Linked DNA regions of Homo sapiens: region 2 is linked to region 1. Evidence: chromatin loops called from intact Hi-C (ENCODE). Cell type or tissue: pancreas. All regions are shown on one strand. Each heading gives the region's core, and the rest is flanking DNA. Links, peaks and the distances in the headings are about the cores only.

Region 1 (16,361 bases), core at 3,988-11,987:
AAATCCTATAGGACAGATGTAGTAGCCAGCCTCCAAGATGGCCCCAATGATTCCAGCCTCCTGATATTTGCAGCTTTGAATAATCCCGCCTCACAATATATCAGGGTTGGCAAGACTGGTCTGCATAATCAATAGAGTAGGGAAGAAGTGATGGTATATCACTTCTGAGATTGTGTTATAATACACACCCCTCTCCCTCATCATTTGCTCTGAGAGAGGCTAGCTACCATGTCATGAGAGACTGTATAGAGAGGCCCATATAACAAGGAACTGAAGTCTCCATTACAACAGGGTGAGTTAGCCTGGAAGCTGATCCTCCAGCCCCCATAAAGTTTCAGATGGTCAGCCTGATTGATATCTTGATTGCAGCCTCACGAGAAACCCTGAGACAGAGCCACCTACTAAGCTGCACCTAGGTTCCTGACATTTATTCCAGAGAATAAATGTTTTATTTGGTTGTTGTTGTTGTTGTTTTAGACAGGGTCTCACTCTGCCACTCTGTCACCCAGACTGGAGTGCAGTGGCAGAATCTCTGCTCACTGCAACCTCAACCTCCTGGGCTCAGGTGATCCTCCCACCTTTGCCTCCTGAGTAACTGGGACCTCAGGCACGTGGCACCACACCTGGCTAATTTTTGCATTTTTTTGTAGAGATGAGGTTTTGCCGTGTTGCCCAGGCTGGTCTTGAACTCCTGACCTCAAGTGATCCACCCACCTCAGCCTCCCAAAGTGCTGCAATTACAGGTGTGAGCCACCGTGCCAGGCCTGATAATGCTTACTGTGGCCAGGCATGGTGGCTCACACCCTTAATCCCAGCACTTTGGGAGGCCGAGGCAGGATGATCACTTGAGCCCAGGAGTTAGAGGCTGCAGTGAACCTGTTCACACCACTGCACTCCAGCCTGGGTGAGAGAGTGAGACACTGTAACAACAACAAAAAAAGTTTACTGGCCGGGTGCGGTGGCTCATGCCTGTAATCCCAGCACCTTGGGAGGCCAAGGCAGGAGGATCATTTGAGGTCAGGAGTTCGAGACCAGCCTGATCAACATGGTGAAACCCTGTCTGTACTAAAATACAAAAATTAGCTGGGTGTGGTGGTGGGCGCCTGTGATCTTAGCTACTCAGGAGGCTGAAGCAGGAGAATGGCTTGAACCCAGGAGATGGAGGTTGTAGTGAGCCGAGATGGTGCCACTGCACTCCAACCTGGGCGACAGACTGAGACTCTGTCTCAAAAATAAATAAATAAATAAATAAATAAATAAATAAATAAATAAATAAAAGTTTACTGCTTGGCCGGGCACAGTGGCTCACGCCTGTAATCCTAGCACTCTGGGAGCCCGAGGTGGGTGGATTACCTGAGGTCAGGAGTTCAAGACCAGTCTGGCCAACATGGTAAAACCCCATCTCTACTAAAAATACAAAAATTAGCTGGACGTGGTGGTGCGTGCCTGTAATCCCAGCTACTCGAGAGGCTGAGACATGAGAATCACTTGAAACCACAAAGCAGAGGTTGCAGTGAGCTAAGATGTCACCATTGCTCTCCAGCCTGGTTGACAGAGTGAAACTCTGTCTCAAAAAAAAAAAGTTTACTGCTTAATCTGCTAAATTTGAGGGTTTTTTGTTATGCAGCAATAGATAACCAATACACCCAGGGAGCCATCTAACAACCAAGAATAACAGGCTGAAGGTAGAGAGGGCAGTGAGGCTCACATAGAAACAGAGCTACAACCCAAATTAACACACTCCTGCACACTCTACCTCTAGTTCTCTTTAGTTATATGAACTAATAAATGCCCTAATACAAGCCAGTTTTAGTTGGGTTTTCCAGGACTTGCAAAGGATGCTGTTACAGAATTTCTTTGAGGGGGACTCAGTGTCCCCAAATGTGACTTCCCAGCTACGCTGGTCTCTGCTCATTTGCTCATGTAGCAGCCCTTTAGCCTTGCACTCTTATTCTCACCCATCCTTCATGGCACCATTAGAGCCTCACCTTTTCCAGTCAGGCAACCAGTGCAAGAGGGTCTCTAGGTAATCTAAAGCCATACATTACCTTTGCTGTCACTTTGATTCATGTGGCACTTGTCATATGCTGCCCTATCTTTAATGAGTGTACGTTTATCTAGAGTGTCACCACCTTGAAAGCAGGGAACTGTGTGTGTGTGTGTGTGTGTGTGTGTGTGTGTGTGTGTGTGAGAGAGAGAGAGAGAGATAGGATCATACTCCATCATCCAGGCTGGAGTGCAGTGGATGATCATGGCTCACTGCAGCCTCGACCTCTTGGGTTCAAGCAATCCTCCCACCTCAGCCTCCTGAGTAGCCAAGACTACAGGTATATACCACCAAGCCCAGCTAATTTTTTGTATATTTTGTACAGACAGGGTTTTACCCTGTTGTGCAGGCTGGTCTCGAATTCCTAGACTCAAGTGATCCAGCTGCCTCAGCCTCCCTAAGTGTTAGGATTACAGGTGTGCGCCACTGTACCTGGCCAGGACCATTTTTTATATACTCTTTCATTCCTATGGTATTTGCCATGGAAGGTACTAATTGAATACTGACTGTTTGATTGAATCTAATGGTCTATCAGTCAGGATGTCTTAGCATCCCGGCAGGTCAGATGCCAACACATCTGCTGGGGCAAAAGGAAAACTCAGAAGAAAAGAGGAGGTTACCTTTTTTTTTTGGCCCATGTTTCCTTAATTTCATCACTTGGATATGCAATAATTTTTAAAATGCTACTTGGTTCCTGATAATATCATCCCATAAGACTTTCTGCATATTTGAAAAGGATGCAAAGCTATACATAAATATTGGTTATTATATTTATATACAGAGAGAGAGGCATATGTAATGTCTATTCTACACAACCTGAATTCAGTAGAGTGCAAGTATAAAGTATCCTTTTTTCCCCCAATTACTACCTTAACCATGCTCCACTGAACCTCCCTTTCTCACCGCTTAACAACATTCTGCGCAGCTCTCTCACAGCTTTGAAATGAAGAAGTCCAATCCTCCCTTCCTGTAGATAGCTCAGGCATTTGTGGCCAGGACCTGAAATGGAAAAGGAGTACAGTCTCCACCTTCATTCCCTCTTGAGTTGTGGGCTTTGGGGGTGGTGGCTTGTAGTAGATGCAGAGATAGAAAGGAACAGTGTCTCATTCAGTGCTGCAGCTGTGGTCTTCTCTTGGCTGGTGATGTCGATTAGTCTCTGTGTGGTGGGTGTCCCAACACTGGCTCTTCCATGGGCTACATTGGGGACTTGCAGGAGTCTCCCCAGGGCAGAGTTTCCTGCTGTGGGAGCACCCTCCACCCAGCTCCTCTACTACACCCTCAGTTGCTTCCCCTGGCATTCCCCCCAACTCCTTTTGAGTAGAGTACTGGCAGGTCAAATCAAGTCCGGCTACTTCCATGGTGGCTTCTTGACCCCTGGAATACCCATACAGCACTGTCATAGCACCAGATGGGTGCAGCCTGCTCCACTGCCTCACTTCTCTCTGCTTCATTATCTCAATTCTCCATTCCCTTACTCTCACAGGCACTGAGGTCAGATCAGCTGGTGTGAGCTAAGAAATAAGATGTCATTCTTCTCATTTAATCCCACTCTCTGTAGATGGTCCTCAGGGCACCCAGTCTTTGGCTTCAAAGCAGGAGCCACTGTACTTTTCACCAAAGACTTGACACTCTCATCACATGCCTGTCTTCCCTGTCTAGTCAAAAGTGTAGATGGATTGGGCATAAGAAGTGGTTGAGTCTCAGACGATGATTAGGGGAATGCCCAGTCAGTTTGCCTGACTCTTACTAAACCTGGAGGAGGTACTTGGCCTGCAATACTCAGAATGTGAGATTCTTGGTGCCTCTTTGTCCTTAGCTTTGGATCCAAGTCACCAATTGCCCACTCCACATTCTGAGACACATCTCAGAGAAAAGGAAGCTAGTGTGGTGAAAAGAACTGGATTCTTGCCTCTGCTCATCAGTGTCAGCTAGCACAGTACTACTATGGGAGTCTTTAATTCTCCATGTCCATAATATCTCATCTGTAAAATGAGAATACTATAATACTATTTACTTAACCAATCAACATCATACATACACAATGTGATACTATCCTAAATACATAAAATCATATTGATTTTATTTAATATTTAGGTTGTGTCTATAGAAGAGCATCCAGGAAAAAAAGTCAGTTATGCCAGTTTCTTAGCACAGATTTATAATGCTAGCTTGTCACATATTATGTAAGAGGTAATAAGAATATTCTGCGGATTAAATGTGATCATGCATGAGGAAGGCTTGGCATCGAGTAAGTGCTCAATTAATATTATCCATCATTATTATGTTTATCTCTGTGACCTTAGGTAAGTCATTTAAGTCCTCTGAGTCTCCACTTCCTCATTTTAAATTGAGGGTAATAATAGAGTTCTCAGGATTCTATGAAATCATGTTATCTGGAAGCAATTGTAAATTTCTTTGTAAATGTTAGATATTATCTATGAAACAAGGACAATGAACTTTTAAAGTATTTTCCTCTTCTAAAATGCTATGTGTTTACTAATTGGTGTTACAAAGAAAGAAAAGAAAAATGTTTCTTTTTCAGTAGAGTGTGTTGGAGTTATTAAAAGATAAAATCAGCAAACACTGCCTCATTTTATCCATGAACTCACAAATTTTCACAGATAGTAAGAGACTGGTCTTTCTTTCTACCATACTTTCAATTCTTATCTGTTCTCCAAGATGTTTTATGTCCTCAATGTATATACATTTCAAGCACCATCATATAACCTAAAACAGAAAGGAAATTATTTAAGATACAATGGAAAACTACAGAATCAATCAAAAAAACTTAGTTATAGGGGTTACTTATTCTAATTCTTGGCATCCAAGACCTTGGTGGAAAACTTTCTTTCATCCAACCTTTAAATATGAATATTAATCATATCACAAAGATATTAGCTCCATTTTGGAAATTCCAAATTTTACCATATTCCTTTCTTGTTGAATAAGGTATAGAGTATATTCAAAAACTAGGGTTTGGGTGGGTTCAGTGGCCCAGGCTTGTAATCCCAACATTTTGGGAGGCCAAGACTGGAGGATCACTTGATCCCAGGAGTTCAAGACAAGCCTGGGTAACATAGCAAGATCCGGTCTTTATTAATAAATAAATAAATATAAATAAGAAAAATTTTAAAGTTGACCATTTATAATTCTATATATGTAATGTGATACCAAGTGCTATTATGGTCTTTGAATGCATTGTGAAATAATTGAGTCAACCCAGCTAACATATACATCACCCCACATATTTAACATTTCTTGGGGTGAGATCATTTGCAATGTACACTGTTAGCAATTTTGAAATGTACAATGTTCTATTATTAACTATATTCATCATGATGCGCAATAGATCTCAAAAATAAACATATTCCTGCAGTGTAAAAAAGAAGAAAAAAGAATAACACACTACTGTTACAGGCAACAAAATGGATGAATAACTTTGAGTAAAAGAAGCCAAGCATAAACGGTTACAACACAGTGTATGGCTTCATTTGTAAAGGCTTAAAACCAGAAAAACGAGTCTCTGACGACAGAAGTCAGAATAAAGGTTTTCTTCCTGGGGTGATATCTGGAAAGGCATAGGGGGAGGGGCTTCTAAATACTGGGCATGTTCTATTTTTTTATCTTACTGTTGATTACATTAGGCCTATTTCATTTGTGAACATCCCTCAAAATGCTGATGATTTAAGCACTCTTTTGTATGTACACTATACATCAGTAAAAAGCTTACTTTATTAAAAAAAGAAAAAATTTAAAACTAAGGTTTGTTCTTAAAATAATCTATGTAATTTACATTCATTGGCTAGTCTGTCAAAAAATATCTTGACTACCTCAGCACAATGAAATTTGAAAGAAACATAAATCTAAGTTTCTATTGTCACAACATATCATAATTATTTATTGCAATCTTTACAAAATGGAAACAAACTCTACAATGTCTGCCCTTAAGAAATAAAGTAGTAGTTAATGTATTTTGGCTAGTAAAGACATTTAGACTCACAATTATTTCTAATTATTAAGCTTTGAAACGGGAGATTGTCTTGGAAACAATCAATTTTAAGTTTCAAAGTTAGTGCCTCAGTGCAAATTTAATTAGCAAGTGGCTCCATTTATCTATAAAGCAAAATATCTTTTGAACAACCTTCTCTACATATTTTTATGGACCTTTGCAGTTGAGAAGGGCTTTGTCATGCACTTTTTTATTTAATGTGTGAGATTCTTTGGGAGAGAAGCAGAGTAACTAAGGAAAATGACGCTCAGTCACTTGCTCGAGATCAGAGGAACTGGTAAAGCAAAAAGCGGGACGCGGTTTTCTTTAGTTCCAGAACAGGAATCCTTCCGCCATAACAGGCTGCTTCAGACATCCATGGAGTTATCTGAAATCCTGAGAGAACACCTCATCTATCCCCGGACATCCACCAGTTAAAATCACGCCCAAAATAAATAAATAATAAAATAAAATCATGTCCAGTGCGGAAAAAATGCTTACAAAATTCTTCATTTACTTATTCACTCATTCAAAAATGATTTGTTGCGGGCACTCTATGTGTCCAGCATTGTGCTGGCACTTGGCATCCGGTTGTGAGTAAATCAGACACAGCTCCTACTCTCCCAGAGCTTGCAGTTCAGCCACGGACAGAGACAACTCACACCATCACATAGGTAAATGTATAATTACAGACCATGAGGAACGCTGTCCAGAGTGAGCACAGCACGCTTTGAAAGCGTCTAGCAGGGAGACCTCACCTTATCTGAAGCATCCGGGTGGGCTGGGATGGGAGGAAAGGGTAGGGAAAGAAGGAGCAACCAAAGCCAGAGAAAGCCGTGCCCGGCCAAGAGAATCGCATCTAAAGAAGCCCTGAGGCAGCAAGGAAAATTGAACGTGAGTTATGATAGCAATTTTATATAAGCAGAGGGGGGAAAGTCTAGCAGGAAATACTCCAAAACATTAATGATGCTTTCTTCTGGAGAAGGACTGGTGATGTTCATTTCCTTGTTTATGCTTTATTGAATATTGCAGATTTTCTGCAATAAAAGTATAAGCTTTGTGATCTGGAGGGGAAAAGAATAAAAAATCTGGCTCAAAAGACCCCTGTGTGAGAAAAGGAGGGAAAATAGAACCCTCTCCCAACCACTCCAGATATCCAGGAGCTGGAGTGTGAAGCTGGAAGTAAACAGTACAAGAACATAATTCACTGTGATTATTTTTTATTTTTTATTTTTTTATTTTATTTTTATTATTTCATTTTATTTATTTATTTATTTATTTATTTATTTATTGCTTAGGCTGGAGCACAGTGGCAACAATCATAGCTCACTGCAGCCTTGAAAACCGGGGCCCAAGCAATGCTCCCATCTTGACCTCCCAATGTCCTGGGATTACAGGCATAAGCCACCAGTCCCAGCCCACTCTGACAATTTAAAAGGGTCCTGAATACTCAAAAGGTACAAAGCTTTGCAAGAAAGGGAACTAATGTGTATCTAGCCCTATCATGTGGCTAGAACTACCCTATAACTACAGCATTTCCTGGAACAGTAATATACAGATAATGGTGCCTTATTTCCACAATTTACCTTCTGATTGTATTCCTTTCTCTCACACTAACTCTGTTAGATGATTATTATCACCCATATTTTACAAATGAGAAAGAAAGTGAAATTTAAAGAGAGGTTAAGTAACTTGCTCACAGTCAGTCCTATTAGGCGGGAGAGCTGGGATTAAAAGAAAATCCCAGGCTAGGGTGCAATGGCACAATCTCGGCTCACTGCAACCTCCACCCCCTACCCCAATAGGTTCAAGCGATTCTCCTGCCTCAGCCTCCCAAGTAGCTGGGATTACAAGCACTTGCCATCATGCCTGGCTAATCTTTTATATTTTTAGTAGAGATGGGGTTTCACCATGTTGGCAAGGTTGGTCTCAAACTCCAGATCTCAGGTGATCCACCCACCTCGGCCTCCCAAAGTGCAAGGATTACAGGCGTGAACCACTGCACCTGGCCATAAATTCTTAACTGACTCTCATGGTGCCGTCTATATGTGAATGGTCTATGGACTGGTGCCCCTGCTGAGACTGGTGAAAGACAAGTTCTCTTTAGAAACTTGAAGCAGGTAGAAAACCACCTTGACCCTGACTGCCATTTGCCTAAGGGTCTGAGACCTAGCCTGGAGGGAGTCTGTTCCTGATTCTTAGAGAGGGCACCAACCGATAAAACCTGAGCTCTGATTGCCCAAAAGCAGTTTGCCCTGTAAAAACCAAGTATCTAGCTTAGTGGGTCTCAAACGGTAGCATTCATCAGAATCACTCAGAGAAATTGTTCAAATACAGACCAATAGGTCCACCCTCAGAAGTTCTAATTCAATAGGTCTGGGGTGGGGCCCAAGAATTTGCATTCTAACAAGTTCCCAGGTGATGCTGACGTTGCTTGGTGGGGGGGCTGCCACTTTGAGAACCATTCGCATAGTCTAATGTAAGGCAGGACTCACAAGAGTGTCAGCGCCTTGCACCACATTCTGAAACTGAGAGTTTATCTCACCCTGGCCAACCCACCCCACCTCCACCTTCTATAAAGTGGTTCTAGAGTAGGTAAATAATGGAGAAGAAACCGTGCCTCTCAAACCTGCGATGAACCAGGACCAGAAATGTTTGCTGGAAAACAAAAACAATTGATTTGGGGGATGGTGGAAGTTTATTTTTTATTTTTTATTTTTGGAGGGAGTTTTGATTGCTGTCATTTGGGTAATTATTTTTAATATGAACCCCAAAGCTTTAAAATGTTGTTGCTACATTAATCCTAAAATGTTAGTTAAGTTCACCCACAAATATAAAACTTAAAATTCCATTTTACAGTTTGAGTTACAAAGGAGGTCGCAAAAACCTGAAGAGGTGAATTAAGCAACACCTGAGCGCCCTCTAGTGGGAAATGAATTCTCCTAGTGTCCAAAGGCTGCCAGTATGCTGAACAATAAATGAGATTTCCATTATTTTCTTTTAACTCTTTGAAGCTGGCGAATGGTTTGTGCATTAAAAACAAATATGAAGAAAAATGGAAGAAAGCTAAATTTTAGATCGTGTAAATATCTGTTACTCTTCGAATTTTCACCCACTAGTTTAAGCATCCATTGATGATTCTTGCTTGCCTCAATCAATTATTTATGATGGCAGAAAGTATCTTTACTTACATTATAGAATCCAAAGCACTTTAACAATCTATTAATTTATTAATATAGAATTCTAGTGAACTCTTGAGATTACCTCAAGTTGTAAATATTATGCTGGTCTCGTTTGAAAACACATAAGACTTTTGTAGAAATCACTGGTCTTGTGGCTGGGCACGGTGGCTCATGCCTGTAATTCCAGCACTTTGGGAGGCCAAAGAGGGTGGATCACCTGAGGTCAGGAGTTCGAGACCAGCCTGGCCAACATAGCGAAACTCTGTCTCTACTAAAATACAAAAAGGTAGCCAGTGTGGTGGCGGGCACCTGTAATCGCAGCTACTCAGGAGACTGAAGCAGGAGAATCACTTGAACTTGGAAGGCGGAGGGTGCAGTGAACCAAGATCGTGCCATTGCACACCAGCCTGGGCAACAAGAGCAAAACTCCATCTCAAAAAAAAAAAAAAAAGAAAAGAAAAGAAAGAAAGAAAAAGAAAGAACTGGCCTTGTTTCCATTTACTTGACATTTCGTAAAGCTAACTTTTGCACTTTGTAAAGTGTCTTGACCCACTACATGGATCTCTCTGGATTCAAATTAGTACAGCACGTACCTAAATGTTCAGAGCCAGATCTAGGGGTTCAGTATAAACCTGTTTTTCTATTAGACGCCTTTATTTCTATAGAGGCAGTACCATCTTCTCAATCCCTTGTAATCCAACCATCTTTAACCTTTGACCTGAGCCACACTCTCAAAGGCAATAATTTCCCGCTCTTCTTAGTCACTGGTCCCTCCTCTCCATTCCTGTTTCTGGCATCCTGGTGTAGTGTCCTGACTCCTCTCTGCCTTTAATTTTTCTACTTCTAATGTATCTTATATAATACCTGAGATTATTTTTCCTAAAGCATAGTCCCATTCAAAGTATTGCCTAATGCGAAGCCCAATGCGAAGCCCAGTGCTCATTAGAGACACAACCCCAGTGCCTTTCAGGACTTGGCTCCGACTTACCGTGGTAGCCACATCCTCCTCATCTGGCTTTAGCTTACTCTATAGTCACACAAACAGGAAGTCTCAGTTGTTCCCAAACAATATCCTGAGGGTGACTGTGCCTTCACTTGGACAATTCCCTCCCATCATATCCCCATATCCAAATCTTACCAATCCTTCAAGGCCTAGACCAATCCTTCTCTATGATTCTATCTTTCCTAATTCTGCAAACCAGAAATTATTTATCCTCTTCTGAGTCTTTTTTTATTTTATTCCTCTGAGTTCTATTTCTGTTTCCTCTGTGTCATTTATTACTTTCAACCTTGTATTACAGAACAAGGTGGTTAACAAGTACCTCAGACTTGGCATGACCAAAAACTGACATCATGGCCGGGTGCGGTGGCTCACGCCTGTAATCCCAGCACTTTGGGAGGCCAAGGCAGGTGGATCACCTGAGGTCAGAAGTTTGAGACCAGCCTGGCCAACATGATGAAATCCTGTCTCTACTAAAAATACAAAAATTAGCCAGGCGTGGTGGCGGGTGCCTGTAATCCCAGCTACTTGGGAGGCTGAGGCAGGAGAACCGCTTGAACCCGGGAGGCGGAGCTGGCAGTGAGCCGAAATCATGCCACTGCACTCCAGCCTGGGCAACAAGAGCAAAACTGTCTAAAAAAAAAAAAAAATGACATCATCTTCTCTCACACTCTAAATCTCTCAGAAACCTGGGAGTCATCCTGGAGTCCCCCCTTCCCCTCAGCCTTTACTGTAATCATAAACCAAATTCTGGATGCCCTGAACATCTCTAACATTCACACCCATTCTGCCCTCTTGCAATGCCCTAGTTCTTGTCATCCTCATCACTCATGGAACTACAGCAACTAGTCTCTTTCTTGTCTTCTGATCTTACCCCCTCAAGTTCACCCTCCACACTACCACAGGAGACATCTTGGAAATTCAGACCTTTACATCTCTCTCCTACTTAAACCCACCTATAGTTCTCCACTGCCTACAGAGTGCAGTCCCGGATCCACAGCACAGAATCACCCATCCTCTAGTTTTGCATCTTACCACTTTCCATCTACAGTTTACAGTACAGTAAGAGCAAACTGATTCCAGTTCCCTAAACACACTCTGCTGTTTTACAGTTCTCCACCTCTGTTCTGCCTGGGCTGATCTTCCCTTCAAGACCCCTCTTCCAGAACTGCCCCCATTGCATTACCCCAGGAGTGCTAGTCACACAGGATACAATGAGTCGGGCCAGGAGTGGCCTCTGGCATCCTCAGCTCCACTTCTGTACCTGGTGATGTCATTCTGGTTGAGTTCAAAATTCATCTTTCTCAGGAAGCTTTCCTGGAATTCTTCAGCAAGCAGAAGTCTGTGCACAGGGCTTCTATCATAGCACCTTGCCATGTTTGTTTGTTTGTTTGTTTTGAGACAGTCTAGCCCTGTCGCCCAGGCTAGAGTGCAATGGCGTGATCTTGGCTCACTACAACCTCTGCCTCCTGGGCTCAAGCGAGTCTCCTGCCTCAGCCTCCAAGTAGCTGGGATTATAGGCACCCACCCCCACGCCCAGCTAATTTTTGTATTTTTAATAGAGATGGGGTTTCACCATGTTGGCCAGGCTGGTCTCAAACTCCTGACCTCAAGTAATCTGCCCACCTCCGCCTCCCAAAGTGCTGGGATTATAGGCATGAGCCACCATGCCGGACCACCATGGTTTCTTTTGAAGCTACCTGGCTGTGTGTTTGTTTCTTTCATTAACAGAGTTAAGGGCAAAGTCCATGACTTACTAATCTTTATAGCTCCATCTCCTAGCCCAGTGTCTCATACATTCAATAAATGTTGGTTAAACTGAAATGCTGTGTTCATGCCATCTCACTTTCAGGACTGATTTTCTAGAGAGGAATTCTGACTTATAGTACATATCTTTACATCATCTATAGTCATCATACACAAAGCTGGCTAAATATCAGAATCTCCTGAAGAGTTTTTTTGTTTTGTTTTATTTTAAATATAGCTTCCTGGGCCAGGCACGGTGGTTCACACCTGAAATCCCAGCACTGTGGGAGGTCGAGGCAGGCAGATCATTTGAGGCCAGGAGTTCGAGACCAAAGTGACTGACATGGTGAAACCCTGTCTCTACTAAAAATACAAAAAAATTAGCCAGGTGTGGTGGCACACACCTGTAGTCCCAGCTACTCAGGAGGCTGAGGCAGGAGAATCGCTTCAACCTGGGAGGCAGAAGTTGCAGTGAGCTGAGATCATGCCGTTGCACTCCAGCCTGAGTGACAGAACAAGACTGTCAAAAAACAAAACAAAACAAAACAAACAAACAAACAAAATATATATAGGAATTGAGTGTATTACAAAGATGCCATTTCATATCATGGGGGAATGGATAGCAACCATTTCTCCAATAGTGCTAATTTTCATAATTTCCCTAGGCCATAATGTGATCAGTACTTTAATAATTTGATCGTGATACAGAACTGATGCTGACTACATGTATAAAAGCATAGGACACAAAGCCACTTTGCTGGAATGAGTGGCTACTCTAAGGTATTTATTCACCTGGGCAATGCGTTTGCTCTTACGTTTACCTTTGATGTTTACGAGGTATGCTGCAAGTAAAATTGCCAGGTCAAGGCCAAAGATTAAAGAAAAGAATAAGTGGAGGGAGTGGAATGTAATGAAAGTGAAGAAGTTTATTTTGTCAGTTTTAATATAATTTATTATTTTTAGCATCTAATAACTAAAGATATTTATATTCAAAATTCCTTTATTATTGAAATCCCTGCAGCAAAAATAACTTTGATACTGCCCCTCTAAAAATTCTCCAACTCCTAATTTCCTTAATCTCCGGAAACAATGGTTTTGATAATATACTTTTCGTAGTGATAAGCATCTTAGGAATGATACTATTGGCTTACAACAGAATAAGTTATATTTAATAAATAGTATTGCCTGACCTTATGGAACTTACAGATGAAGGGAAGAAGAAACCATTAAACAACATCAACATGACCAAACCTGAACTCACCTTTTTTCTCCCAAATCTAGACTTCTTCACATCCGTTTAAGAGAAGCATACCATGGCTTACTTGACTCTGGCCACTACATATTTCTCCAGCCTCATCTCTTGCCACTTTTTCCCTCAAACATTCCTTTCCAGGCCATGCGCCGTGGCTCATGCCTGTAATCCCAGCACTTTGGGAAGATGAGGCAGGTGGATTACCTGAGGTCAGGAGTTTGAGACCAGCCTGGCCAACATGGTGAAACCCCATCTCTACTAAAAATACAAAAATTAGCCAGGCGTGGTGGCAGGTGCCTGTAATCCCAGCTACTCTGGAGGCTGAGGCACAAGAATCACTCAAACCCAGGAGGCTGAGGTGGCAGTGAGATCGCGCCACTGCACTCCAGCCTGGGTGACAGAGCAAGATTCCGTCTCAAAACAACAACCACAAAAATTCCTTTCCAGATAAAATAAAATCACTTCACTTTTCTCACTTCCTGGTTTTTATATATGTGTTGCCTCTGCTTTAATCACTCTTTTCTACCCCTTTATCACTTGCCTACTTAGCAAGCAGCTCTTCACCTACTCTAGGAAGCTTGACCTGACACCCTCCTCACTAGTTTGTGTTGGCCTCTTATCTCTCTGCTCCCTATGGCACCCTGCACTATGCCCATCATAGCTGCTACTACGCTGAATTGTATTTATCTGTTTACTTCTCTCCTTCACCACCAGACTATAAACTCGCTGATGGTAAGAATTGTGCCTATTATGTTTACTCCTATACCTCTAGGCTTAACACAATCCCTGGGACATGGCAGGCTTCAATAGTTCATTGGTTAAATGGATGGATGGATGAATGAATGAATGAATGAATGAACAGTGTGATAATTGTTACAGAAAAAAATTATCAAAAAGTGTCAAGATCACCTTCAGGTTTGATGATTCACTGAAAGGACTCACAGGATTCAGAAAAGCTATTACACTCACAATTATGGTTTACTACAGCAAAAGAATGCAGACTTAAGTCAGCAAAAAAAAAAAAAAAAAAAAGGTATATAGGGCAGACTCCATGAGAAACCAAGAACAAGCTTCCAGTTGTCATCTCTCAGAGGAATCTCACAGACAGCACTTAATTCCCCCAGTTAAACAATTCGTGATAACAAGCACAAAGTGTTGCCAACCAGGGAACCCCACAAAGCCTTTGTTCAGAGGTTTTTATTGGGGTCAGTCACATAGGTGTGGGATACCTGCATGACCAACTCTACTTACTCTATCTCCAGCCTCCTTCCAGAGGTCAAACTGATACAGTGTGGCCCAGGGCCTCAGTCACACAAAAACAGGCATTTATCATAAATCACATTGTTAGCATAAACTAGCCACGTAAACCAAAGTCTCAGGTACACAAAGACAGTCTTATCAGAAAGGATATTTTAAGGGCTCAGAGGTTACCTCCCAGGAACCATTCAAGGACCCTTCCTGAAGACCTTTGGAATGTGCAGAATTTGAGGAACCCAGGCCTACTGAGTTAACCCTTTACTTATTACAGAAACTCGGTAGACTCGGGTAGGCTAAAGCAGGCCTCCCAACAGAAACATCAGCTGAGCCGCATACAAACGTATAAGCAGCATAAGCAAAATCACTGAGGCACAAGTGAATATGGCTCTTTGGGGGACTGAAAACTCATTCAGCTCAAGTCTCCTCTATTACAGATCCTCAAGTTTTAAGTCCCTATGACCACCCCTCTCCAACCTGCATTTATCTTCTCTCTAGGCTGTCTTTTCAAAATACTGGAAAAATGCTCCTCACATCATTCCATATTCTTCTTAATCTACTTTTTATGGCATGCAGAACTTTATGCCCCTTTTCTCACAAAGCATTTCTTTCAAAATATGGTCTGTATGTATTTTGAAACTCAAAAAGTATTTATTATTTTCTTTCTTCTTTTTAACAATCTCTCCTAGGGGCACTTAAAGTACCCTAGTTACTTCCTAGGTTGGGGACAATGGTAGGATAGCATAAAATATTAGGAGAGAGGAATAAGTTTATATCTCAAAATATAGACTCATTATACTCATATGTCTCCTTGCAAATTTCTCAAGAGAAAACAGAGTCTCGCCAGGCGCGGCGGCTCACACCTATAATCCCAGCACTTCGGAGGCCGAGGCGGGTGGATCACCTGATGTCAGGAGTTTTAGACCAGCCTGATCAACATGGTGAAACCCCTTCTCTACCAAAAATGCAAAAAATTTAGCCAGGTGTGGTGGTGGGCATCTGTAATCCCAGCTACTTGGGAGGCTGAGGCAGGAGAATCGCTTGAACCTGAGAGATAGCGGTTGCAGTGAGCCGAGACCACACCACTGCACTCCAGCCTGGGCAACAGGAACAAAACTCCGCGAAAAAAAAAAAAAAGAAAGAAAGAGAGAAAGAAAGAAAGGAAGAAAGAGAGAGAAAGAAAGAAAACAATGTCTTATATATCACTTGAATTCCCAGTTGCACATTGCTCATGAATTTATATTAGGCCAAGTCTGCATGGCCATGCTCTACAATTAAATAAAATGATAAATGTGAAGAGTGCTGCAATGAACATACATGTGCATGTATCTTTGTAATAGAATGATTTATATTCCTTTGGGTATATACCCAGCAATGGTATTGCTGAGTCAAATGGTATTTCTGGTTCTAGATCTTGAGACACGGAATCAACCCAAATGCCCATCAATAATCGACTAGATAAAGAAAATGTGGTACATATACACCATGGAATACAATGCAGTTACAAAAAGGAACAAGATCATGTCCTTTGCAGGGACATGGATGGAGCTGGAAGCCATTATCTTCAGCAAACTAACCAGGAACAGAAAACCAAACACTGCATGTTCTCACTTATAAGTGAGAGCTGAACAATGAGAACACATGGACAAAGGAGGCAAACAACACACACTGGGGCCTGTCAGGGTGTGGGGTGGGGGAAGGGAGAGCATTAGGAAAAATAGCTAATGCATGCTGGGCTTAATAACTAGGTGATGGATTGATAGGCACAGCAAGCCACCATGGCACACGTTCACCTGTGTAACAAACCTGCACATCCTGCACATGTACCCCAGAACTTAAAATTAAAGTTAAAATTAATTTTTAAATGATAAATGTGAAAACAACATACTGCC
Region 2 (16,361 bases), core at 4,326-12,325, 410 kb before region 1:
CAAATAAACTAGAAAATCTAGAAGAACTGGATAAATTCCTCGACATATACACCCTCCCAAGACTAAACCAGGAGGAAGCTGAATCCCTGAAGAGACCAATAACAGGCTCTGAAATTGAGGCAATAATTAACAGCTTACCAACCAAAAAAAGTCCAGGACCAGACTGATTCACAGCTGAATTCTACCAGAGGTACAAGGAGGAGCTGGTACCATTCCTTCTGAAACTATTCCAATCAATAGAAAAAGAGGGAATCCTCCCTAACTCATTTTATGAGGCCAGCATCATCCTGATACCAAAGCCTGGCAGAGACACAACCAAAAAAGAGAATTTTAGACCAATATCCCTGATGAACATCGAAGCAAAAATCCTCAATAAAGTACTGGCAAACCGAATCCAGCAGCACATCAAAAACCTTATCCACCATGATCAAGTGGGCTTCATCCATGGGATGCAAGGCTGGTTCAACATACGCAAATCAATAAACGTAATCCAGCATATAAACAGAACCAATGACAAAAACCACATTATTATCTCAATAGATGCAGAAAAGGCCTTTGACAAAATTCAACAACCCTTCATGCTAAAAACTCTCAATAAATTAGGTATTGATGGGACGTATCTCAAAATAATAAGAGCTATTTATGACAAACCCACAGCCAATATCATACTGAATGAGCAAAAACTGGAAGCATTCCCTTTGAAAACCGGCACAAGACAGGGATGCCCTCTCTCACCACTCCTATTCAACATAGTGTTGGAACTTCTGGCCAGGGCAATCAGGCAGGAGAAGGAAATAAAGGGTATTCAATTAGGAAAAGAGGAAGTCAAATTGCCCTGTTTACAGATGACATGACTGTATATCTAGAAAACCCCATCGTCTCAGCCCAAAATCTCCTTAAGCTGATAAGCAACTTCAGCAAAGCCTCAGGATACAAAATCAATGTGCAAAAATCACGAGCATTCTTATACACCCATAACAGACAAACAGAGATCCAAATCATGAGTGAACACCCATTCACAATTGCTTCAAAGAGAATAAAATACCTAGGAATCCAACTTACAAGGGATGCAAAGGACCTCTTCAAGGAGAACTACAAACCACTGCTCCAGGAAATAAAAGAGGCTACCAACAAATGAAAGAACATTCCATGCTCATGGGTAGGAAGAATCAATATTGTGAAAATGGCCATACTGCCCAAGGTAATTTATAGATTCAATGCCATCCCCATCAAGCTGCCAATGACTTTCTTCACAGAATTGGAAAAAACTACCTTAAAGTTCATATGGAACCAAAAAAGAGCCTGCATTGCCAAGTCAATCCTAAGCCAAAAGAACAAAGCTGGAGGCATCAAGCTACCTGACTTCAAACTATACTACAAAGCTACAGTAACCAAAGCAGCATGGTACTGGTACCAAAACAGAGATATAGACCAATGGAACAGAATAGAGCCCTCAGAAATAATGCCACATATCTACAACTATCTGATCTTTGACAAACCTGACAAAAAGAAGAAATGGGGAAAGGATTCCCTATTTAATAAATGGTGCTGGGAAAACTGGCTAGCCATATGTAGAAAGCTGAAACTGGTTCCCTTCCTTACACCTTATACAGAAATTAATTCAAGATGGATTAAATGTCCAACCTAAAACCATAGAAACCCTAGAAAAAAACCTAGGCAATACCATTTCAGGACATAGGCATGGGCAAGGACTTCATGTCTAAAACACCAAAAGCAATGGCAACAAAAGCCAAAATTGACAAATGGGATCTAATTAAGCTAAAGAGCTTCTGCACAGCAAAAGAAACTACCATCAGAGTGAACACGCAACCTACAGAATGGGAGAAAATTTCTGCAATCTACTCATCTGACAAAGGGCTAATATCCAGAATCTACAAAGAACTCAAACAAATTTACAAGAAAAAAACAAACAACCCCATCAAAAAGTGGGTGAAGGATATGAACAGACACTTCTCAAAAGAAGACATTTATGCAGCCAAAAGACACATGAAAAAATGCTTATCATCACTGGCCATCAGAGAAATGCAAATCAAAATCGCAATGAAATACCATCTCACACCAGTTAGAATGGTGATCATTAAAAAGTCAGGAAACAACAGGTGCTGGAGAGGATGTGGAGAAATAAGAACACTTTTACATTGTTGGTGGGACTGTAAACTAGTTCAACCATTGTGGAAGTCAGTGTGGCCATTCCTCAGGGATCTAGAACTAGAAATACCATTTGACCCAGCCATCCCATTACTGGGCATATACCCGAAAGATTATAAATCATGCTGCTATAAAGATACACGCACACGTATGTTTATTGCAGCACTATTCACAATAGCAAAGACTTGGAACCAAGCCAAATGTCCAACAATGATAGACTGGATTAAGAAAATGTGGCACATATACACCATGGAATACTATGCAGCCATAAAAAATGATGAGTTCATGTCCTTTGTAGGGACATGGATGAAGCTGGAAACCATCATTCTCAGCAAACTATCGCAAGGACAAAAAACCAAACACCACATGTTCTCACTCATAGGTGGGAATTGAACAATGAGAACACATGGACACAGGAAGGGGAACATCACACACCAGGGCCTGTTGTAGGGGGGTGGGGGAGGGATAGCATTAGGAGATATACCTAATGTTAAATGACGAATTAATGGGTGCAGCACACCAACATGGCACATGTATACATATGTAACAAACCTGCACGTTGTGCACATGTACCCTAAAACTTATAATAATAAAAGAAAAAGAAATCTCATAGAAAGTAAAACAAAATGACAAAAAGGTGGGAAATAAGACAGCAAAAAATCAAGAAAATTGGAGGATTGATGGTCAAACATCAGGACAGCAAGGGTTCCAGGGAAGGAGGGGGTGGTGTGGAAAATGAGATCAGAGAACATGCAGGGAAACTATTATAAAAGAAATTATGCAAAAAATTTCTCAGAACTTAGAAAGAAGAATGTGTTTCTAAAATAGAAAGGACCTACCAGATGTCCTGCAAAATGCCCATCATTGTGAAATTTCATAACACTCACTGGGCTTCTGGAAAACAGTTCCTTCAAGGTTCTGAGGGAAATTCTGTTGAACACAGAATTCTATACTTAGCAAAATCATTAGTCAAGTGTGAGGGTAGAATATAGACAAGAAACAGGAAGTCATGTAATCCAAGAAGCCAGGGATAAAACACAGAAGTGAACCAAATTCCCAGGATGACGGTGAGGGGAGCCTCTGGGTAACAGCCAGGCTTCAGGGCCAGAGAAGGGTCAGAAATGATTGCAAGCAAGGTAGGAGGATTCCAAAAGGTTCATCTCAAAGGTGGCGGGCGGGGGCATTGGCGTTGGGGAGTGCAAGAGATTACTTGAACTTATAGAGGGGTGTTTTCAGCCTTCAGGAGTTTACAGATGGGCTATTCAAATAAACAGAAACAGTTCATAGCTCTAGGAAAAAACAAAGAACACTATAGGAAAAGGAGAGTAAATTTAAAAGTATGTAATTATAATTGTCGGGTCCTTCCAAGGAAACTGGTAAATCATTTTCTTATTTCTCACCCAAGTTTTAAACAAATTGGCAAATAAATCAGAAAATTTAGATGAAGGACAAAACCTCACCCTTATTTCCCTCTAGTGATAAAGGCTTCACTAGCTTCCACTATGTGAGATTAGAGTGAGAAGATGGCTGTCTGTTAGGAAGTGGACCCTCACCAGAACTCCAAATCTGCCAGTGCCTTGATCTTGGACTTCCCAACCTCTAGACCTGTGAGAAATAAATTTCTGTTGTCTATTAAAAAGAAAAAGGCCTATTTGGCTAATGTAGTTTAGGTATGAGAACCAAATGAGCCTTGAATCTCAGAATTAGGCAGATTCCCACTGCTCCCCAAACTCCCTGCCCAAGCCAAGACAAGGCTGGACTTTCCCTGCCTAGATGGAGCAGCAAGGAACACTCTCCCCTTGCTATTAAATAGCTTCCAGAGAGCAGAAGGAAAAAGGGGTGATCCAAATTCACTAACCAGATTAAGCCACTCTTCCTTCCCTAAAGAGAAGCAAATGAATTAATGAGTAAAGGCGCAGAGAGATCACAGAAATGTTTAGCAGAAATCCCACCTCATGGAAGAAAATATCATGAGTTCCCTCCTGACATTAATGATGCAAATATGAAGCGTGATCTCACTAGAAATTATAATATAGTAATGTAAGATAGGGCAGAGAATGCAGGCATGTACGATAGGGGTGGCATAAGTGTTAAATCCTCATCCTCAGAGCAGAAATTCAATAGATAGTTAAAATGGAAAATCCAGAAATGACAGTAACATATATTATTTGGCAATATGTAGCGAAGGAAATAGCTAAAAACAGCTATCTATAAGACTTGAGAATGGCAGCCTTTGGGGAAAAGGAGTCTGAGGTGGGAAGATGCGAAGCAGGGACCTCCTGCCCATTTCATATTAAAACCTATTTGTAGTGCTGTTGTGTTGTTGGACTTTGAAAACTTTGGATTAGATTGGATCATATAAAATTGCCAATATTTGCTTATTTGTGGCCTAAAAAATGGCAATTTCATATGGTTCATATAGTTCAGCCTAAAATTTTTACAAAGTGACTTTAAAAAAATGTTTTTAATGAAAGGAAAAGGAGCCCAGCCCTTGGGATACCTTCTCTGCTTCCTTTCTCTTTAGTCTAGTTTGTGTGCCTCCCTGAGGCACATTATCTCTACTAACGAACCCATACCTATCTGATGTTTCCATAGCATTGCAATCATTAGTGATCGTGTCTTCCCTCCACTAGTTGAGATTATGTTGAGGGGAGGCCCTGTTTATTATGCCAGGGTGCCCACCACAGCAGCAGGCACATAGTAGGCCGTCAGGATTTTCTGAATGAGTAAATGATGGCACAGTTACGAACCCTCACTGGGTGCTTGGATTGGTTGCTTCCTTTCCCAGGTGTTTATTATACAATAACCTTTTAAGACTTAGGGCTATTACCCTATTATCTTAGGATTTCACCCAGCATCTACACCAAGCTCACTAACTTGCAATGTGCAGAATATGCCTTATTCTGTCTCGCTCTCGCTCTCTCTTTTAGGAAAAGTTTCAAAAGAGAAACACATTTTCCCATTCCTGGATTTGCAGCCCCTTGCCATGGCTCACAGTGCAAGTTCTCTCATAGGCTGGGGTGTTCTGTATCTGCACCAGGAGGACTGACCTCCCAAAGGAACTCTGGAGGCCCAGTAATTGAGCAGCTCTGCTCTCAAGCTCCAGATCAGATGGCCTGAGGATAAATTGTGTGCCGCCTTCCTTTCCCCTTATTACAGGGAACGTAAACAAATACTTTCATCTCTCTCTCTCTGAGGTTCCTAATACCTAAATAAGATAGTGCCTAAAACCATAGTTACTGTATAGATTAAATGAGATAATATATGTAAAATATTGAATGTAGGAAGCATTCTAATGTGTAGCTGTTACTAGCTGACATGGCTTTTTTTCAGTCTGAACTTCCATTCCCTTTTATTAACATTTGTTCTATGCTTTCAATTCGAAAATCATTCTTTGTTGCAAAAAATGAAGATGAACAGAAGTAAAGGAGCGCATTTATATTATTGGTCAGCATGCAAGAATCTCTCCAAAGAAGCAGGCCCGTTCCCTACCCCCTCTTGTGGGGATTACTCTAAAAATAATTTTCTGAGTTTTGTTGCCCCGAGCATTTCTTACAAGCTCATGGAAATGAGAGGCTATATAATACTGTTCTCATAAGCCTTCCTCTTATCACTGGCCAAGCACTCCTTCCTGTTTCTTTTCTAAGTATTCGCTGGAAATCAGAGTTCAACAGAGAAAAACATGTGTAGCCGCCCTGGCTTCCCTAAGCACCCATTTAATTACTGCTTGTGTTAGGCCGTTCTTGCTTTGCTATAAAGGAACACAGGAGACTGGGTAATTTATAAAGAAAAGAGGTTTCATTGGCTCACAATTCTGCAGACTGTACAGGAAGCATGGCAGATGCTTGGCTTCTGAGGAGGCCTCAGGGACCTTACACTTATGGTAGAAGGCAAAGGAGGAGCCGACATATCACATGGTGAGAGCAGGGGCAAGAGAGAGAGAGTGGAAGGTGCCACACACTTTTTATTTATTTTATTATTTATTTATTGAGACAGTATCCCTCTGTCACCCAGGCTCACACTTTTAAACAACTGGATCTCATACGAACTCACTCATCACCAAGGGGATGGCACTAAGCAATTCATGAGGGATACACCCCCATGATTCAAACTCCTCCCACCAGGTCCCACCTCCAACACTGGGATTACATTTCAACCTGAGGTTTGGCAGGGACACAGATCCAAACCGTATCACTCCTTATTGGGTGTATTTGCAGTTGTGGAGTCAGAGCACTGTGGTTTTGAGAGCTCCCCATCCTTCACGCACACTCTTCCCTCTAAGTGCCCACTTTGCTCTGAATGCTAGAACCCAGGTCTATGCCTCACCAGTCCCATCTTTCTTCCCTGATATTACTGCCTTGGGAAGCCATGATCAATTCTCATAATGTTCTTCCCACTCATCACCCTCTCTTGGTTAGAATTAGATCTAAGCCAGGCCTGGTGGCTCACGCCTGTAATCCCAGCACTTTTGGAGGCCGAGGCAGGCGGATCACGAGGTCAGGAGATCGAGATCACCCTGGCTAACAAGGTGAAACCCCGTCTCTACTAAAAAATACAAAAAATTAGCTAGGTGTGGTGACATGCACCTATAGTCCCAGCTACTTGGGAGGCTGAGGCTGGAGAATCGCTTGAATCTGGGAGGCGGAGGTTGCAGTGAGCCGAGATCGCGCCACTGCACTCCAGCCTGGGCAACAGTGGGAGACTCCATCTCAAAAAAAAAAAAAAGAATTAGATCTAAAGCAGCAGTTCTGCTGGTTACTTTCTAAATAAGCAGGTAAACAGCAAATAATCAGAGAAAATCCTATTGTCCTGAAGGCGTCTGTGGGAACTTACAGTACAAATGAATAAACATCACTTCCCATGCAAAGGAGCAACGCTAATTATGAGGCTTTCTAACAATCTGTCAAGTCAGCCAGAGAGGTGTTCTGTTTGGCCCTGGATAACTTCTTGGTGACCTTTATATCATTATGTTTTGCCAAATGGCTACTTCATCTAAGTGAGGACCATCTTGGTGAGGAGAGGATATAAATGTCCGCATTACCTAACTGGAGAGAGTTGATGAATCCCTTCTCCTCTCTGAGCCCGTTTCTCATCTGTAACATGAGGGTGTTGAACTGGTTGGTCTCAAAGATCTCAGCCATTTGAAAGTTTTCGGATTTTAAGTATAAACAGAGGGTTTCTTTTGATATCTAGTGTCTGTGCTAGTGTTAAAACAAAGTAGTATATCAAAGAAGCATATTTGAGTTCAAATAAAATTTTTCTAGTCTTATGCAAAATGTAAACTTCCCATCTTTTTTCATGTTTTCTTTTACATCATCTTCATCACATTCTTTTTTGCAGTGGGAACGCCTATCAATTCTGTTTTTTAATCTATGTTCTATTTCCCCAGTAGATGGCACCCCATTACAACTTTCAATTACTTTCTGACTACAAATTCAGTGCAACCAGCCCAGAAAATCAATGCAGACTGAAGAGAATGTGGGAGTATTTGTTCATCAAAAACAGATAAATAAGCAAAAATTTACACTGGGCACCTAACATATGCATCTATTTTTTTAAAATTTAAACCTCTAATTTAAAATTTAAATTAAAATTTAGAAAAATCTAAATTAAATTTAAACATTTTTCTAGTTTAAATTTTAGAAAAATTGATGCATATTTTTGATGCATGCCTAATATAAAGTTTAGAAAATTTAAATTTAAATTAGGTTCTAAAATAAGGTATAAGAAAGTAATTAGAATGTTTTTATACAAACATGTCAGACTACCATGTGTTAGCCTGAGTGCTACCCCTCAAAATGACAAATGTTTGAGATTATGGATGATCAAGTTGATTCATTTACATTGCTATTTTTAAAAACATTTAGAAAACCATTTTCTGGAAAAAACTCCCAGGATCAATTTCTGGCTTATATGACAAAACCTGTCTCGATGCCTCCTTTCTGACAATTCCTCCTCTGTAGCATCCAATTCCTTGATAATCCTTACATTCAAGAAAATTTTTCCCTTCTTGGAAAGGCTATTTTCAAACATTCTATACTTAATGAAGTTTGGCCATCTACTTTTAAGTATTTTGGACAGAATACAACTCAGTGACTTATAACCATAGTTTCAGCCCACGTGTTCTGTCTCTGCTGGCTTCCTTTGCCACGATGAGTAGAACATGCCCCGTGTTACAGGTAAATTAATTCTGGTACACTGGTAAGCAAAGAAACCAGTAACTGAGATGGGAAAGGACCCTAGCATTGGGAATTATGAGCCCTAACAAATTTTAATTTACCTTCTGAGAAAAGTAAGAAGGTGAGCAAATATCTTGCCAGTCTCTCATGAAGAACTAGCCCCTGCTTCAAGCCTGGCAGTGAGTTAGGAACTCCAGTCCTACTTATACAGGGTCCAGGATTGGGCTTGCTGCCCTTAGCCCAGGTGCAGCATTCCTGGGAAAGAAGTACCCACCTGAGATCCTTGGAGCAAGAAAGAATCACCCTCCAATCTCTACGTGAATGCATTCTTATTCCCCTACTGGAAGGAAAGCCCTGCCCTGAACTGTTTCTCAGGTGAATCCACCCTTGTTCTTTAAATATTACCGGCACACCCTCCATCTACAGTGCACTGAGGGAATGAACAAACATGCAGCACCCAGCCCAAACAGTAGTCCCCATCTCAAATCTAATTAACCTGTCCATGACTGCTCTCATCTCCTCACATGTTGAGTTCCATGACCTTTATACCCCCACTCTTGAAATCTACCTCAAGCCCTGCTTACTATGGTGACCTTCCTTCCCCACTGACGCTAGATTCCATACGCTTCTGAGTTTGGGTACCCTGGCTTCTCCAGATAAGAGACGGGCCTCCGCAGCCCCTATCCCCACCTTTCCTAGCTCTCTGATCTCTGCTGGGAGAAAGGATTAACACTTGGTTCTGATCCCCTCATTTCTCACAGCTGACATCTTGAATGGTAGAGAACTTCAATGAGTTTGGCATTATACTCTAAAGCCACTATTAACCCTGAAGATCAGTTGCATGATCTTCTAGACTTCCAGGTACATGAGCAATTTAATTTCCTAGTTGCTTAATCCAGTTTGAATTGGGTCTTCAACTCCCTCTGGTGGTAGAATCCTCACCCACAGGCCACCACACAAAGCTAGAGCTCTGAAGTTTGGCTAGTTTACAGGCACAGCTTAGTGGCTTCCCAAGCACGTAAGAATATATAAGAATGCATGTTTTAATTGTGGGGGACCTATGCCATCTGACTCCCAGGTTGGGTTTCCCTGGGGAAGTCCTCACTTACTCTGAAAGACTTTAATCTTAACCTCTAATATGTTTTCTCCACAGACTGAAAATCCTCTATCATGAGAATTTGCCGAATACAATGACAATGACAATTCAGTCAATAGCCTATATTTCTATAGTACTATTTAAGTTTTTCTTTTTCCTAATACTTATTGAATATTTACTATGTGCTTGTCCCTATTCTAAGCACCTTTCTTATATTACCTTAATACTTAAAACAACTCTATGAGGTTGATAATTATTATCCCCATTCTTTAGAAGAAAAGATTGTCATATGGCATCTCATATGCTCCAAGCCAGAGAGAACAACAGATATTCATCTCTCAGATTCATCTACACAAGTTTGTGAATCAAATGAGCCTGTTGGGCCCATAGAGAGGAATCAGGGTGACTTCAGCGGCCCAGACATGTTTGTTATTTTTTTCAGGAGATAAAGCACCCAAGAGGATTGTTAGACCTGTCAGAAAAATATAACCCAGAATCACACAGAAATCTCAAATCTGAACTTTTAGGAGTTTAATTGGTAACACATGGTTAAGAGCCAGCTTCCAAACACACTTAAGATTACAGAAGAGAAAGGATCTAGAGATGTACGTGACATCTGAGATAGGCCAACTGCGATCTTGCAGTAGGGTGACCCACTGTCCCAGTTTGCCTATGATTGAGGGGTTTCCCAGGCCATAGGACTTTCAGTGCTAATGATAGGAAGGTATTCAGCCTTAGCCTTGACCCCACACCTAATCCACTCCCCAGTTATTTATCTGGGCAACATTGGCCTCTCCTATAAGGAGTCAGGCCTGAGATTTAGGAGATCTAGAACTTGGTACTAACTGTTCAGCCCCATGAGCCTCAGTTTTTGCAGATTAAAATAGGAGTAATCCCTGCCCTTAACCACCTCCTAGATATTTGGACTCCTCAAAACATTTTCATAAACCCATGAGGAAGACTGCTGTGATCCTAAGAACCTCTTTCTATACAACATTGCCCTTGACTGTGTTTAAAAATAGGCCCCATGGTTTCAAATTTTAAATTTTAAATATTTAATTTAAAATGTTTTAAATTTAATTTTAAAATTTAAAATTTAAAAACAAGGCCGGGCATGGTGGCTCACACCTGCAATCCCTGCATTTTGGGAGGCTGAGGTGGGTGGATCACCTGAGGTCAGCAGTTCGAAACCAGCCTGGCCAAAATGATGAAACCCCGTATCTACTGAAAATACAAAAAGGTAGCCGGGCGTGGTGGCAGGCACCTGTAATCCCAGCTACTCAGGAGGCTGAGCCAGGATAATCGCTTGAACCCAAGAGGCAGAGGTTGCAGTGAGCCGAGATCACGCCACTGCACTCCAGCCTGGGCAACAAGAACGAAACTCTGTCTTAAAAGAAAAAAAAAAAAAAGCCAGGCATGGTAGCTCACGCCTGTAATCCCAGCACTTTGGGAGGCCAAGGTGGGCAGATCATCTGAGGTCAGAAATTTGAGACCAGCCTAAACAACATGGTGAAACTCTGTCTCTACTAAAAATTCAAAAATTAGCTGGGCGTGGTGGTGCACACCTGTGATCCCAGCTACTTGGGAGGCTGACGCACGAAAATTGCTTGAACCCGAGAGATGGAGGTTGCAGGGAGCTGAAATTGCACCACTGCCCTCCGGCCCAGGTAACTGAATGAGATTCCATCTCAAAAAAAAAAAAAAAAAAAAGACAAAAAGCAGACAATGCTAACACAGACAAGCAAAGCAATTAGAAAGATTTAGATAAATAGTTTGAGCTATTTAAAAAAAAAAAGAAGAAGAAGAAGTACTTTTTAAAACTGCTTCCCAGACTTCAGTTGTATTCACAACTCTAGTCTAGACCCAACCAGTGCTACAGCATTAAGAAACCACACACACACACACACAAAAAAAAACCCATCATTTGGTATTTTTTTAAATGATGATGATTGGTACTCCAAGAGACACAGGTAGCGGAGACATCACTGTGTAAGAAATTGCGAAAGAAGTCCAGGCAATTCCAGTTTTCTAGTATCAGTAAAAACAATCCTCGTCTCTTGCTCAGCATTTTCCCCAGAAGCATCTGAGTCAGCCCTTTGGTCCTCCAGAGGTCTGGCTTTGTTCTGGTGCTCACATTCTGAGGTTCAGAGATAGGTATCCCAATGGGAAGGGTCTGCATTCAAGCAATGAGACAAGCTTTCTAAATAAACACTCTTTATACCCTCTGATGCCTCTTTCATTTCCTCTGCCTCCCAAATTTTCTCTCTAGGATAAAATGCATTCAATCTTTTTAAATAAAGAACATCTGCTTAACCCTGCCCAAAAGAAACTTCCACTGCCCTATTTATTTTAATAGCCATGTGATCTACCAATGAACACGAACAGCAGAAATTAAACAGAGGAAATCTCTCCCCAGTCATGCTTTATCCATTAAGCATGTGTGAATCTGTGATGATCTCGGCTTTCCTTGTGCACAATGACTAATTGAGTTTGAGACAGTGGCTGTCACAAGCTGAAAAAGGCATGATTTATGCTATGGAAATTTTTAGTTTCTGACATCTTCAGCTTTATAGGGAATAAAAGAAGTCATTACTGTATCAGGATTGTGACAACAGGCAGTTTCTAACAATGGAATTACCCGCCTACAGCTAGCCAGTCTATTAATTGAAAGCATCGAGTTTCTATCTTTGCTTTCACCTGCTGCTCCTGGGCAGATGATCCTGCAGATTTTCCATTTGCATTTATTTCAGCTGCACCATTTATTACATTCCCGTTTATCCTTCCCTGAGATCTTATTGACGCTGCCACTGGGAACCATGGCAATAAGTGATAGCTTCAGTGAAGAACCAGCTGCCAGACCTGGCCCACTGTTCAGATGATGTATGCCCCATCCTGGCCCCTCTCTGAAGCAGCTACTCAGGAACATCCTGGTTACCCACAGAGGAATCACATTTCCAGCCCATAACTTGATTACCATTGCTTTCACTTGAGACTGCAAAATGGCAGTAGGTGAATGAAAATTTCTGGCTGATGTGTGTGAACTGGGTGCGTAATATTGCCCTCTTGAAAAAATAAAACAAACACAGAAGGATAGAAGGACAGAGTTGGGGAGGTAAGACAGACTTAATTGTTTTAATAAACGCAGGGTGCACAAGTCAGAACTGAATCTATGTCAACCTGTAAGCCTTAAAAATAGCAATAACATTTAAATGCTGAATTCTGGTGACTACACATTTGCTTGACTGCTTTATCACAGGGATGATGTAATCAACCAGCAAGGTCTGAGACCCTGGCATGGATCACAATGCAGAGACATCTGCCTTTTTGTGACATTGCTTCCTTGGATCTTTTGCTTCCCCTGGAAATTGTCTCTGATGGATCCAAGAATATCATCACAGTGCTTGCATCTGCAGTTTCCTCTAAGCTCCATTGCTCTCCTACAATCAGTCCTGCCTCAGGTAACATTGACAGAGCACCCTCTTGTCAGCTTACCCTCCTGCTCCTCCAGTCCATCTCATGGTCCTGCCCTTCTCCACTCCCTGCCTGAGTTGTTGCTCACAGTCCAGAACACTGACTCGTGCAAGGTCTTCTGATAACACGCTATTAGAAAGGCCTTCAGTGATATGCATGGAAATGGAGGCAAAATGCCCCCAAGGGTTTAGATCCCCAGGAGTGAGGAATTCAAAGTACAGGTATTCACATCTCAGGGGAACCATGGGCAACACAGCAATTTTGATCTCACCTCCCCTCTCTTTCATGTTCTACCCTGCCTGTCCCTCATTGGGGGTTCAATATCTTCCAACTTTCTACACAATTCTGCAGCCCCTCTCAATATTGTTTGCTTCCCCATGAAGGGGCTCATTCTTTTCTCTTTCCCCAACAACCTGGCTCAGGACATCCACCAGCAAGAATCATGCAGAGAGCAGGCTGTGGCTCTGAGCTATAAGAGATAGAAACTCAACTCAAATGCAAAAGGAATTTGCATAAATGAGAAGTTGAAGAGGCAAACCAACTCCAGGAATAGCTGGATCCAGGGGCTTAACGGTGTCTTCAGAAATCCCTCAATTTCTCAGCTCTGCCTTTCTGGTCTCGGCTTCATTTTAAGGTACACTCTTCCTATGTGATGGCAAAGAGAACCACCAGCAGCTCTAGGTTTACCTAATCCTTACAGCTTGTGGTTCTAGTGAAACAAGCAGATCCATTTTCCCAATAATTCCAATAAAAATCTCAGGGCAGGCTCCGGTTGGCCTAACTTAATCATGTATCCTCTCTGAAACATTTGCTATACCCAGGTGGACTGTGTATTCTAATTAGTTAGCCTTGGGTCATATATCTACCCTAAAACACATGGGATGGGCTCCCTGCTGAAACAGGGGTTGTATGACTAGGAGAAGGAAGATTAAGGGACATGCTGGACAAACATAACTATGGTTATAATAACAGTCCACTACACAGATTAAAATGCCTCTGCCCAGATTAGTAGGTCTGAGAAATTTCCAGCATTAGTAACAAGAAAGTAGGAATCAGGAATTATTCTTATCATGTTTCTTACACGTGGCTATTGAACTCCCTCAAAATATAATGTGTGGAATATTCATATCAGAATTATCCCTGCTAAGGCAACATTCCTTAAAACAATGGTGTTCAAATTTGATTTTAAGCACCAGGACTTTCCTCAAATAAATTGTATGTAAAATTCCAATACATAAAATGGATAAAAGTGAGTGGTTCTATTGACAGCTGAGAGCTGGAGGTTATGAAGAGTAGAGGGGCAGACACAGACATGGGAACTCAGCCCTGTCTCATTTGCTGGCCCCTCGGGTAACATCCCTGGAACCCCTGGGGCTTCTGAAAGTTAAGTTTCCACATATGAATTTTCGGGGGACAAAGACATTTAGTCCATAACATTTATCATGTACTTATATTAGAGATTTAATAAGCAGTATAAAGTCCAAATAGTTCACTATATACTGTGTTTGTTCTCAACTATCCTTTTTAATGTTTACATAAGTTTTTGAATCAAATGAACCTCTACAGAAAAAAAAAGTATCTACAATACAGAAGTGGTCCTAACAAAACTACCTTTAAAAAGACAACCCAATACAAGAATGAGCAAAGGCTGTGAATTGACAATTCACAAAAAAAGAACTCAAAATTGCCATTGCAGTGAAGGTATGCTCAGCCTTACTAGCAGTGAAGGAAATGCCAATGAAAGTAACAGTGGAAAACTGATTGTGCCCATCATAAACATATCCATTATAAAGAATTATTTAAAGGGCTGGGCGTGGTGCTTCATGCCTATAATCCCAGCACTTTGGGAGGCCGAGGTGGGCAGATCACGAGGTCAGGAGATCAAGACCATCCTGGCTAACACAGTGAAACCTCGTCTCTACTAAAAATACAAAAATTTAGCCGGGCATGGTGGTGGGCGCCTGTAGTCCCAGCTACTCGGGAGGCTGAGGCAGGAGAATGGTGTGAACCTGGGAGGCGGAGCTTGCAGTGAGCTCAGATTGCACCACTGCACTCCAGCCTGGGCGACAGAGCGAGACGCTATCTCAAAAAAAAAAAAAAAAAAAAAAAAAAAAAAAGAACTATGTAAAATGTAAACACTTACAGAGTGACAATACTCAGTGCTGACAGGCATATGGAGAAAAAAGCACTATTAATCATTACTTGAACAATGTGAATTAAGACTTTTTAATAAAGAAATTCAGTAATGTCAAAATTTTAAATGTACATATCCTTTGATCTAGCCATCTTATATCTGGGAATAAAGTCACCAGTAGCTAAGGATATATGTACAAAAATGTTTGTTGCTATATTATTTGTAATAGTAAAACAAAGCAAACCAAAAAAATAAATAATGGAACTAATCTGAACACCTATTGGTAGGAAATGGTTGGATAAATTTTGGCATATCCATACTATGGATATTATGTAGCTATATTAAAGAATTAATTAGTTATATGGTAGTTCAGCAGAGGGGTGGAGTCCTAATTAGGGAAAGGAAGTCAGGCTGGTGGGAGCAGGAGAAAGTGAAAAGAAAAAGCAGGTAAGCTGTGAGTCTGCCTTTCTTCATGGTCCAGAACACATAGCCCTCCTGCGCAAATAACACAATCTTCCTGCGCCCAGCTATCACCAGAGCCTTCACTGATAGACAAATGCAAGTTAGCTCACCGCAATCTTGACATTATCAGGACTTCACAAAGCCCTCTTTAGCACATAGCACAAGCACCATTCTATAAAATCCCCAGCAAGCCTTTGTCTCTTTGCAGTTAGCTCCTCTCTTGCTAACTTGCCCGTTGCTTCCTTGCAATGTATTTTCATACTTTCTCTAATAAATTTGCCTTTGTCTACAACGGCTTGGTAAATTCTTCTTACCGCCCTCATGATACCAGCTTAAGATAGTCACTGCTCACCCACAACAGGGCCTTTGGAAAGTACTTATGTCATGAGGATGAGGCTCTCATGAATGAGTTTAGAGACTCCAGAGAACTCCCTGAAACCCCTGTGCCTTGTGAGGACACAGTGAGAAGATGGCTGTCTGCAACCTGGAAGAGGGTCCTCACTACAACCTGATCATGTTGGCACCCTGATCCTGGATTCCCAGCCTCCAGAACTGTGAGAAATAAATTTTTGTTGCTTATAAGCCACCAGTCTCTGGTTACTTAACAGCCTTAACTGACTAAGGCAACTGTGAACTAACAATAATATTTAGACATCTCTGCTTTGTGGTTCAGGAGATAACTACCAACTCCTTGCAGGAAGAGTCCTGATAAATCCTTAGGTAGAAGCACCACTGGGTGGTGGGTAGGGCATTGTTCCAGCACCAATCCCTGGGGAGCTGTGTTCATACCATGTCTCTGACTGACGTACTTTCATCTTACTCTCAGGAATCACAGAAAATGTGTGAGGAA

What was found. Peaks named below come from ENCODE experiments on the same cell type or tissue, not always from the same donor. Only the 100,000 strongest peaks of a DNase experiment are listed, where the experiment ranks them.
Region 2: it touches region 1 in a loop (3-fold over the local background); 81 of 110 quality-filtered maps call a loop at or near these places.

Annotation. Positions count from the first base shown.
Region 1 is chr2:55,710,966-55,727,326 of GRCh38, reverse strand. No RefSeq gene overlaps it. Among named protein-coding and RNA genes, the nearest start is that of PNPT1, 25 kb to the right of the region's middle. RefSeq lists an enhancer at 3,252-3,753 and a silencer at 10,094-10,286. In pancreas, for the core only: a CTCF peak has its summit at 8,934 (motif pointing left); no DNase peak of the experiment used is centred there.
Region 2 is chr2:56,123,560-56,139,920 of GRCh38, reverse strand. All of the region lies in intron 5 of LOC105374690 (a long non-coding RNA gene), which reads right to left. Among named protein-coding and RNA genes, the nearest start is that of LINC01813, 41 kb to the right of the region's middle. In pancreas, for the core only: CTCF peaks have their summits at 7,541 (motif pointing right) and 9,266 (motif pointing left); no DNase peak of the experiment used is centred there.